Linked DNA regions of Homo sapiens: region 2 is linked to region 1. Evidence: chromatin contacts called from ENCODE Hi-C or POLR2A ChIA-PET data. All regions are on one chromosome and are shown on one strand. Each heading gives the region's core, a stretch centred on a gene start or an enhancer-like site at or near the end of the contact. The rest is flanking DNA. Distances are from core to core; before and after follow the strand shown. Region 1 overlaps LINC00578 (long intergenic non-protein coding RNA 578). Region 2 overlaps LOC107986053 (a long non-coding RNA gene).

Region 1 (5,025 bases), core at 342-2,841:
AGCTCCTTGAGGTCAGTGGCGCTAGAATACAATTTCTCTTATTAAACCGTAGTGACTGATCCCTGTGTTATGTCGATGAATAATTAAAGTAGCAATGATTTTGTCTATATCTCTAGAGATGAGGACCAATCATAACCCCACCTCCAATTTGGAGATTATTCTCAACTGTATTTGCATCTTTATGTAAACCCCTCCTATTAGCTTCATCAAGAGGTTTTATCCCCTCCTCTTGGCTTTCAAACCAACATGAATTTTCAGCTGAATATAGGGCAGATTTGCTGTTCAGTGTCAACTTGCTTGAGGTGGGACTGGGAGCAATTCACTTGCTGAAGGAGACTACAGTGAAGTCTTCCAGAAACTCTGGGGAACTGGTCACATTCACAGGTCACAGGCTCTGACTCAGACGTGGCTTTGTCTAGGTTGTGGACTGCTGGAGTCTTTCCAGGAAGAGAACACCTTCCTTTTATCTTAAAACCATGCTGTGATTGCCCCAACATATTCCTGACTGCCCAAACCTTGTTAACTAGGCGAGCCAGATAGAATTTGAGTGCATGCTCATTAAGCATAGATGCTTGGATATACACATATACGTACAGCAAGGAGTCATGCCAGGAAAAGGTGCCAGACCCCAGTGCTGTGGAATTATACTGGATTTCTGTGGCAAAAGCATCATGGAAGACCCTTTTGCAAGGGAGTGGGCTTTGCCAGAGTTTTCATGCAGAGTCATAAGGATATTCCCTTTTAGCATTTGGCACCAGTTATTTTACACCAACTTGTGAAGCACAGTGCCAAGTTCTATTGCCTGGAATCTCCTTAAAGGTTTACTCAGATGTTGAAAGAAGCATCCAAAGTCATATTTTCTGTTGTTTATTCTTTTGCTTTTTTTTTCTCTTTGCAAATGAAAACCAGAGGTGTAAGTGTTCCATCCCAAAGGAGGAAGATTGTATCAAAAGCTATACCTCCTTCTGCTCACTCATACAACTCCCATGCACATCCCTTGGCTTTAATCACACAGCTTTCCACGCTGCTGACTATGCCAGGGCAACTCTGTTCTGCATGTCTGTATTGCTTCAGGGCACATTTCAGACCAGAACTGGATGGACTCACCTGGCTGGGTAATTTAGACATTTGTGGTTTGCAATGTTCCAGTGTGCTCCAAGCTATCCCAGCTTACTGGTTTCTTCCCAGGAAGTGGGAGAAGACTTTATCCATTTGTTTTCTGACAAGAGACATTATGGCCATAATTTAAGCAGTTTTCCAGAAGTTTGGCAGCAGAGGGTTACAATCTAGCAGGATTCGGTATTGCCTAAGCAAATTTGAATTTGTACTCTGGCTCACTCAGCCCATTTTAAACCCAGCAGCCTGGGGAGAATGAATCCTTATGAAATCAATGCGGTGGCTTCAGTTTCCTGTGGATGGCTTCCAGAAATGCTCCAGACATTGCTGAATGCTCTAGGTAGACTCTCAGTGCTTCGACCAAGGCACATTCAGACAAGCCTTTTTTGATTCACTACATATATTTCTGTTTAGAAGCGGCAAGGCTGAACTGATGACCCTGCAACGCGGTTTTGTTTCCCTCTCATTATCTATCTGGCTTCACAGGAAGTGAATGCTTGGCTGGTGAAGACAAAAAAGCTGTTCTCCAGCCTCATGCTTCATGGCTGGAACATAGCCAGTTTAGGCTTGTGAAGAGTCCATTAAAAACACACGGAGGCAGTTGAGGGATGGGATCTGTGTATGTACAGGTCTTTCAAACGTAGGCAGCCTATGTTTGGCTTATGGGGCTTGGAGGAGAGGCCTTCTTTGATGTGATTCTTGGATCACATATTGATTAAAAAAAAAACAACCAGAAGTCTAATACCCACTGTAATGCATCCAGCAGACAACCTCTTAGCATCTCTATAGAGACCTTTCCTCCTTTACTGGGTCACACTTAGGGCACATTTAGCTCTCAGATAACCTTAAATAACCCACAGTTCATTTCCTGTTGACTTCGTGTATCCTCTACTTCCTGAAAGGTTTTCTTCTTTTTTTTCAGTTGCCACTCATCGTTAATATGACATTCTCCAGGTCTTCTCCGCACTTCAGAATTCTCTTCTGGGCTTTTGAATGTTCTTGTTTTTTTGCTGAATTGTTTTTCCTGGGTTTTCATCTTCTCTTACCCTGTTCACAGTGGAGAGGGGACTACATTTCACCCCTGCTGTCTCAGAATGTTTCTCATGCTTAACATTCTATTTTCCTACTGACTTGGACAAATTGCATTATAACCTTTGATCTGGCACAGTTCAATCACATTTTGGCTGGAAATGTTTTACACATTAAAATGATGAAGGATGACTTTATTTGCCAGACAAAAGATGTTTAAAATGGAAAAAAAGAAAAAAAAAACTCAAAAAGGTCTTTCTGGAGCTACTGTATGAAAAAGACTCTTGAATATGTAAAAGCTTTTGGAACACAGAAGGGAGTCAGTTGCTTCACTTTAGAGTCAGTTTAGCAAAGGACGGATTTGTGGTGACTTGTCACGGCCTTGAGATTTTTGAAAGCAGGTCTCTCCAGAAAGCCTGTCCTTAAAGACAGAGTGGCTTCTTTCCCCTTTGGCTAAGACTGACTGCCAAATTTCACCAGGTTGCATACCCAATGGTGGAAAGTGCCAGCTTCTTGGCTTTGCATAGGCAAATTCCTACCTCCCTATTTTCTCTCCAGTCAATGCAGCAGTCTGTTTATGCTGTGCAGACGGATACCCACCAGACAGGGTTTTCTGAACCTACTAGTCTATTTAGGATCCAGTTTTTTTTTTTTTTTACAGTGCTGCAGCCTAATTAAGCTTGGCGATATCATTAAACTTCTATTCAATTCGATTACATTTTAGTTCAAATGTTATTGATGCCATCCACATGCCAGGACTGTGTTAGGCATTGGGGTGGGTGGCGAGAAATGGTCCATACCCTCACGAAACTTAGCGCCTAGCTTAATTTTCTCATATTTATCAATTTGATCCTGACGAACTAGGACACCAATATATAATGCTAAAGACTAGATTTCTTCCATCCATACTAGTTGAGTTGTATAACATGAGTGTCTTAAAAACAAATTCAGGGCCATCTATTTTGCAATTGGATATGTAAAATAATTTGTACTATGGCTATTGTGGGAAATAGGATTCAATTAATGACTTGTGGGAACACTTTGCCAATAATCATGTATGAGAGACTTTTCCCCAACTGGTGGAAGCAGAGGGGAGGGAGGAAGTGAGCTGATGACAGAATGTAAAAGCAGAGAGTACATTGAAAAACCCACTTCATATAATTAGTATAAAGTAAGGTAGAAGCAAAATAAAACAAAAAGTGCTATTCATTTTGGTCCCAGAAACCATTGTTGGTGAGGGCTATTAAGTAAGCATCCAACTTACTTCCTCTAGCTCGACTTCCAGAATGTAGTGATATTGGAAACTACCCTGTGGATTTTTTTTTCCCAAGCCACTTCCTTTTCTGAGGAAAGAGACCTATTCTATGCACACAAGTCAGTTCTTGTTCGTTTTATGTTTTAGCAATGTGGGCCCTTACAAATCTTTAAAATGACACAATAGATCTTCATATAAGAACCTTGACAAGTGAAGCTGTGATACAAGCAAAGGGCAGAAGTGGAAAGGGTGTGGGAAAGAATGGAGCAAGAGGAAGGAAGGGTGGGGTTGGGGGTCCAGGGATGCTCCACGTGCGTGTGCCCTCATAGGTTAGACATTAGGAAGGCTTCAGAAACACCATACATTTGGGCAAAGCCTATACTCTTCTTTATTTCCTTCCTGCACAAACTTACATACCACCCCGTGCCTACTCTACCTACCACCCTTCACGATTCCACACCTCCTGGCAGGCAGTGCTCCTGTAACAAACCCCCCGACATCCAGGCTGCTTATATTTCTGTCTCAAGTGAATACGTTTCTAAAATACTGAGTTTGAATAAACAACACAATAAAGCAAGATTTAAAAATATGTTTACATTTGGCTGTTTGCCCTGGTTTGGGGAAGGGAGTAAGTATAGACTTTGTTATTCCCTCAGAATCCTCTAGAACAATTACCTTTAATGATGACCTGGAGGGTGGGGTCCCTTAATGATTTGCAAGAGATTCAGGGAGAGGTGTCTCAGGATGGTTTCTTCTGTTACTAATGTATTTTGTTGTGATTTCTTGGTCTTAATTGCAATTTTGTAGTTCATTCATCTAACATGGCATTCTTATAATAAATAAAAATGTGTAACTTCCTTCCTAATTATAGAAGTCATGCATAGTTATTGTAGGTCATTTGAAAAATTCAGAAAAGTCCAACTAAGAAGCAAAATCAACCATCATCCCACCTCCCAGTGTTATGTATTGTAAAGATTTGGTGTTTGTCTTGTCAATCTATGGTTGTGTTTTCCTCTCCCCATCCAATTCATTTTCATAATATTTTTATATATTGGCTAGTGTGACCAGAGTTTGGTTCAATCAATGATCGTCAAGTGACTAAAAATGTTCATGAAACACTTGCTTAGGAAATTTTTTAGTGGAATTAGCTAATCCTTTTTGAGAAACCAAGCCTATGTCTAGAAATAGTCATCATAATTTGGAGAAATCAATCAGCTTACTTTTAATATCACAAATCAGGAATTTTATGCAAGCACCAAACATGCATTGCCTTACTTTTATTTTTTTCCTTAACTCTTATTTTTTTCTAAGTTGATATATTTGTATCTTCTTAAGCAGCAATAAGATAAAAGAAGGAACAGCGAAGTTGGAGACAGAAAATCTGAGAAGAAGTCCTAGCTAGGTTTCTTAAGAACTTTGTGACATGGGCCCAGATGAACAAATGTATCTGGGCTTCAGATTTATCATCTGTAAACTGTGGATAATAGTGCCAACCTCATTGTGTTGTTGGGGTGGAAGGAGGGCAGAGGAGGAGCAAATAAGAGAATATATGTGGGTCACACACAAACTGAAAGTACTGTACAAATGAAAAGTATTTCATATTATATCACCTATGAAAACGTGGA
Region 2 (5,152 bases), core at 1,039-3,538, 350 kb before region 1:
GTATTTTTAGTAGAGATGGTGTTTCACCATGTTGGCCAGGCTGGTCTCGAACTCCTGACCTTGTGAACCGCCTGCCTTGGCCTCCCAAATTACTGGGATTACAGGCGTGAGCCACCGGGCCTGGCCCTAAATGAACTACTTCTTTCTGACTTCTGTATATTGAAATGAATCATCCTAGACCTTACACTTAGACCTTGCTAAAGCTGTGGTAATAGCTCCCTGTTTATAGCTCCCGGAAAACATCTGTATGTAACAAGAAAGTCTTGGTGACACAATTCCTTAACCCAAGACAATGGATTGAGGATGGTGAGAAGGGAGTAGACCTGACCTATACCCTCTGAAGTGGCATTTATATATGCAGTACTTGACTATTGTGACTACTAATATATTTTTACCTCTCCGGGAACAGCAACTCCCATGAAGTGTGTATTATTTATTTAACACTTATGTAGCGCTTGTCCTCTTGCAGGAAATCTTCAAAGCATTTTACTAATGTGAAATGGTTGAATTCTCATAAGCCTATGAGGCACCGTTTAGCTCCATATTGTAGTCGGGAAAACTGAGGCACAGAGAAAACAGGAAACTGCCTAAGAATAATAGCTCATAAACAATGGGGCAGAGTTTCAAAACCAGAGAGTTGGGTTCCAAAGACTGAGCTCGTAACCACCATACCATGCTATCTGTCCTCATGTAAGCCTCTCCCTCTCTTTTGCCACGCTTGAGTTTGCACTCCGGGATATCATATACACAAGTACGGGTTTGGCTAACATTTTTATAGAGCCACTGCTCTTTCATATTGTTTCTAGTTGGCAGTTACAAATAGAAATGGAGCCTGATGGCCAGGCACGTTGGCTCACACTTGCAATCTCAGCACTATGGGAGGCCAAGGTGGGCAGATTACTTGAGGTCAGGAGTTCGAGACCAGCCTGGGCAATATGGTGAAGCCCCGTCTCTACTAAAAATACAAAAATTAGCTGGGAGTAGTGGTGCATGCCTGTAATCCCAGCTACTTGGGAGGCTGAGGCAGGAGGATGGCTTGAACCCGAGAGGCAGAGGTTGCAGTGAGCCGAGATTGTGCCACTGCCCTCCAGCCTGGGCGACAGAGCAAGACACCATGTCAAAAAAGAAAGACAGAAAGAAAGAAAGAAAGAAAGAAGGAGAGAACGAGAGAAAGAAAGGAAAAAAGGAAGAAAGAAAGAAAGAGAAATGGAGCCTTATAAACATACATTTCAGGCTCAACAATCAAATTCCAGAAATCGGCCGGGCGCGGTTGCTCACGCCTGTAATCCTAGCATTTTGGGAGGCCGAGACTGTAGATCGCCTGAGGTCAGGAGTTTGAGACCAGCCTGGCCAACATAGTGAAACTTCATCTCTACTAAAAATACAAAAAAATAGCTGGGCGTGTTGTCGGGCACCTGTAATCCCAGCTACTTGGGAGGCTGAGGCAGGAGAATTGCTTGAACCCGGGAGGCGGAGGTTGCCATGAGCTGAGATCGCGCCACTGCACTCCAGCCTGGGCAACAAGAGTGAAACACCGTCTCAAAAAAAAAAAATTCCGGAAATTCTTAATACATTTCCCAATTCATGTTATGTCATCAGACTTAAACAATGAAGAGAATTCCAGGCTCTAAGAACAAGCCTTTTATCCTTACCTTACAAATTATATTTCATTCATTCATTTATTCATTTTATTCAACCAATATTTATTAAATCCCCTCATAAGCCATAAGAGACAATTGTGAGCAAAATAGACGTTGTCCATCCTGTCATGAGCCTTGTGGCCATACTTGAATCAAATATGCTTACAAATGCACAGAAAATTACGACTGTAAAAGTTCTGTGAAAAAGTGTAATCATATAAATTTGCATGATGGGGAATGCAAATAAGTCTGAAGAGGCTTACTTCCCTAAAAATGTGACATTTGAGTAGGAGTTAAATAAGTTGAGGGAGGCATGAGAAGGGAAGACTATTTCAAGCAAAAGAAATAACCTTTGTAAAGGTTCTTCAAAAGGAAGAAGATAGTAGTTTGGAAGGAATTGAAGAAAGACAAATGTGAGAGGCAGTCAGTGAGCACAGGAGAGGGAGGCATAGGAAGATTAGGGTCCCAAGGGGGTTCTCAGGTCACAGTGAGGACTTTGGTGTTTTTCCAAGAGCGGTGGAAATCCAATGAAAGATTTTAAGTGGGAGGGGCCAGGCGCAGTGGCTCACGCCTGTAATCCCAGCACTTTGGGAGGCCCAGGCGGGCAGATCACGAGGTCAGGAGTTGGAGACCAGCTGGCCAACATAGCGAAACCCCGTCTCTACTTAAAATACATAGCGAAACCCCGTCTCTACTTAAAATACAAAAATTAGCCATGCGCGGTGGCTTACGCCTGTAATCCTAGCACTTTGTGAGGCCGAGGCGGGCAGATCACGAGGTCAGGATATCGAGACCATCCTGGCTAACACGGTGAAACCCCGTCTCTACTAAAAATACAAAAAAATTAGCCGGGCGTGGTGATGGGCGCCTATAGTCCCAGCTACTTGGGAGGCTGAGGCAGGAGAATGGCGTGAACCCGGGAGGCGGAGCTTGCAGTGAGCGGAGATCGTGCCACTGCACTCCAGCCTGGGCAACAGAGCGAGACTCTGTCTCAAAAAAAAAAAAAATTAGCTTGGTGTGGTGGCGCGTGCCTGTAGTCCCAGCTACTCGGGAGGCTGAGGCAAAAGAATCGCTTGAACCCGGGAGGCGGAGATTGTGGTGAGCCAAGATCGCGCCACTGAACTCCAGCCTGGGCAACAGAGCGAGATTCTGTCTCAAAAAAAAAAAAAAAAAGGCCAGGCACAGTGGCTCACACCTATAATCCCAGCACTTTGGGAGGCCAAGGCGAGCTGATCACCTGAGGTCGGAAGTTCAAGACCAGCCTGGCCAACATGGCAAAATCCCGTCTCCACCAAAAATACAAAAATCAGCTGGGCGTGGTGGCGGGAGCCTGTAATCTCAGCTACTCGGGAGGCTGAGGCAGGAGAATTGCTTGAACCCAGGAGGCGAAGGTTGTGGTGAGCCAAGATGGCACCATTGCACTCCAGCCTGGGCAGCAAGAGCGAAACTCCGTCCCTGCCCGCCCCACACGCCCCCCCCCCACCCCCCCCACAAAAAAGAAGAAGAATTTAAGCGACGTGATCCTTTGCATTTTAGAAAGATCTTTCTGGCATTCAGATTTCAGGGGTACATAGTGGAAACAGGTAGATGAGTTAAGAGGCCAGTGCAATGGTCCGTACATACTTACATTTATGCAACTGGCCACTGAAAGTATGTGTGAAGTTGTCCTTACCAATCCCCCTTGAAACTCAAGATACAATAAGAAATTTTCCATACTGACTTGTATTTTGCTTGTTTCAGCATGGATGGCCCATCTTTCCTTGGAAAAGACACCTTTAGGACTCCAAGTGTAAGAAGGCATTTTGCGGGTATATCTTCTTTTCCCATTATAATTTAAGATTGATAACATGGAAGCAGCAGGTCTTATAGAGGGCATCCAGATAACTGGATAATAAAAAATTGAAAGGTTATATAAATAGATCATTGACTATAATAAATATTTATAGTACCCATGAGTGAAAGGAAAAAGCATATAAAGAACCATCAGTGAAATGAGAGATGATTCTAGAGTTCTTTCTTTGGGGATAAGGGTACTATTTTTTGGGAGGGAGGCTGGGCTCTGGCCATATAATCTGGAATATTTTCTTTTTGAAACTCATGTAATAGTTCAAGAATATTATTCTAGGATGGGTATGAGGTGGCCCTTCGGTCAGAGATACTTGTTCCTGCCTTATTGATTATCCATCCTTAAGGCATTGACCTTAGTAAGTTTTTGTTTGTTTGTTTGTTTGTTTGTTTTGGCAGAGTCTTGCTCTGTCACCCAGGCTGGAGTGCAGTGGCACGATCTCGGCTCACTGCAACCTCCTGGGTTCAAGCGATTCTCCTGCCTCAGCCTCCCGAGTAGCTGAGATTACAGGCGCGTGCCACCACACCTGGCTGATTTTTGTATTTTTAGTAGAAACGGGGTTTTGCCATGTTGGTCAGGCTGATCTCAAAGTCCTGAGCTTGGGTAATCTACCCGCCCCGGCCTCCCGAAGTGCTGGGATTACAGGCATGAGCCACCGTGCCCGGCCTACTTTAGTAAGGTTTATAATGGTTAACTAGCCAGCAGGAAGGAAAATTGGAGAAGTAAAGATCAAACCTGCTTCCTTTAATAGCACAACCCACAGGTTGTCCGTGTTGCTTCTGCTCACACCTCATTAGCCAGTATTTAGTCACATAACCAAGAGAGACTGGAAAATCTAGTCTGTTACTGGAGAAGTGGAAAACGGATGCTGAGGCTGGGCTGGGCACAGTGGCTCACGTCCATAATCCCAGCACTTTGGGAGGACAAGGCAGGAAGATCCCTTGAGCCCAGGAGTTCAAGCCCGTCCTGGGCAACATAGGGAGACCTCACCTCTATTTAAAAAATTTGAAATTTGCTGAACATGGTGGCTCATGCCGGTAGTCCTAGCTGCTCAGGAGGCTGATGCTGGAGGATTGTTTCAGCCCAGGAGCTTGAGGCCACATGGAGCTATGATTGTGCTATTGCACTCCAGCCTAGGTGACAGAGTGAGCACTTGTCAAACACACACACACACACACACACACACACACGAAAAAATAGAAAAAGAAATTAGATATTGGGAACAGACAGACAGCATTCTCACCCACAGAGCTGAGGTTAAATGAGGCTACATTTATAGAGCTTACTGCCTATTAAGAAAAAAGACATTAAACAAATAATATAAATCATAGCTGTATAATACAATTACTTTAATTATAAGTAAAAGCACAGGTGCTATTAGGGTCACTAACAAAGGAGTCAAACCTAATCTGATGGAGCGATGGGAATGGGAGTGGGGGTCCGTGGAATACTTTTCTGTGAAAATAACGTCAAGACTAAGACCTGAAGGAAGATGAAGAATGAGCTAGAAGAGAATCTTTTGCAGAGGGAATCAGAATGGACTATGGTACATTCTAGGGACTCAGAGACCATAACCCTGAGAGAAAGGGTGGAGGAGGAAGGGCTCACGTGTAACTAGAAGTAGCTGGTGGGAAAAAAGATTGACTGGAGCTGAGTGTGGAAAATA

Evidence for each region. Hi-C counts contacts between places; a loop is a spot of excess contacts on that map. ChIA-PET counts read pairs that join two places held with the same protein, here RNA polymerase II (POLR2A). Pooled maps may share reads with other maps.
Region 2: a loop to region 1 is called in a map with no recorded cell type, with 5 times the contacts of the local background. The contact joins two enhancer-like sites. A Hi-C loop is called at or near these places in 1 of 37 single-sample maps with no recorded cell type and 3 of 50 pooled maps. POLR2A ChIA-PET finds 5 or more read pairs at or near these places in 1 of 52 experiments (Panc1).

The regions. Positions count from the first base shown.
Region 1 is chr3:177,596,045-177,601,069 of GRCh38, forward strand. The region is part of intron 2 of LINC00578 (long intergenic non-protein coding RNA 578); the gene reads left to right. Among named protein-coding and RNA genes, the nearest start is that of LINC00578, 160 kb to the left of the region's middle. Within about 2 kb of position 1,592, at least 28 of the 41 ENCODE cell types and tissues checked have a DNase peak (open chromatin) inside an H3K27ac peak, as active enhancers do.
Region 2 is chr3:177,245,188-177,250,339 of GRCh38, forward strand. It overlaps LOC107986053 (a long non-coding RNA gene), which reads left to right. Exons shown (of 3, transcript XR_001740576.2): 3 at 3,381-3,446. Among named protein-coding and RNA genes, the nearest start is that of LINC00501, 47 kb to the right of the region's middle. Within about 2 kb of position 2,289, at least 2 of the 41 ENCODE cell types and tissues checked have a DNase peak (open chromatin) inside an H3K27ac peak, as active enhancers do.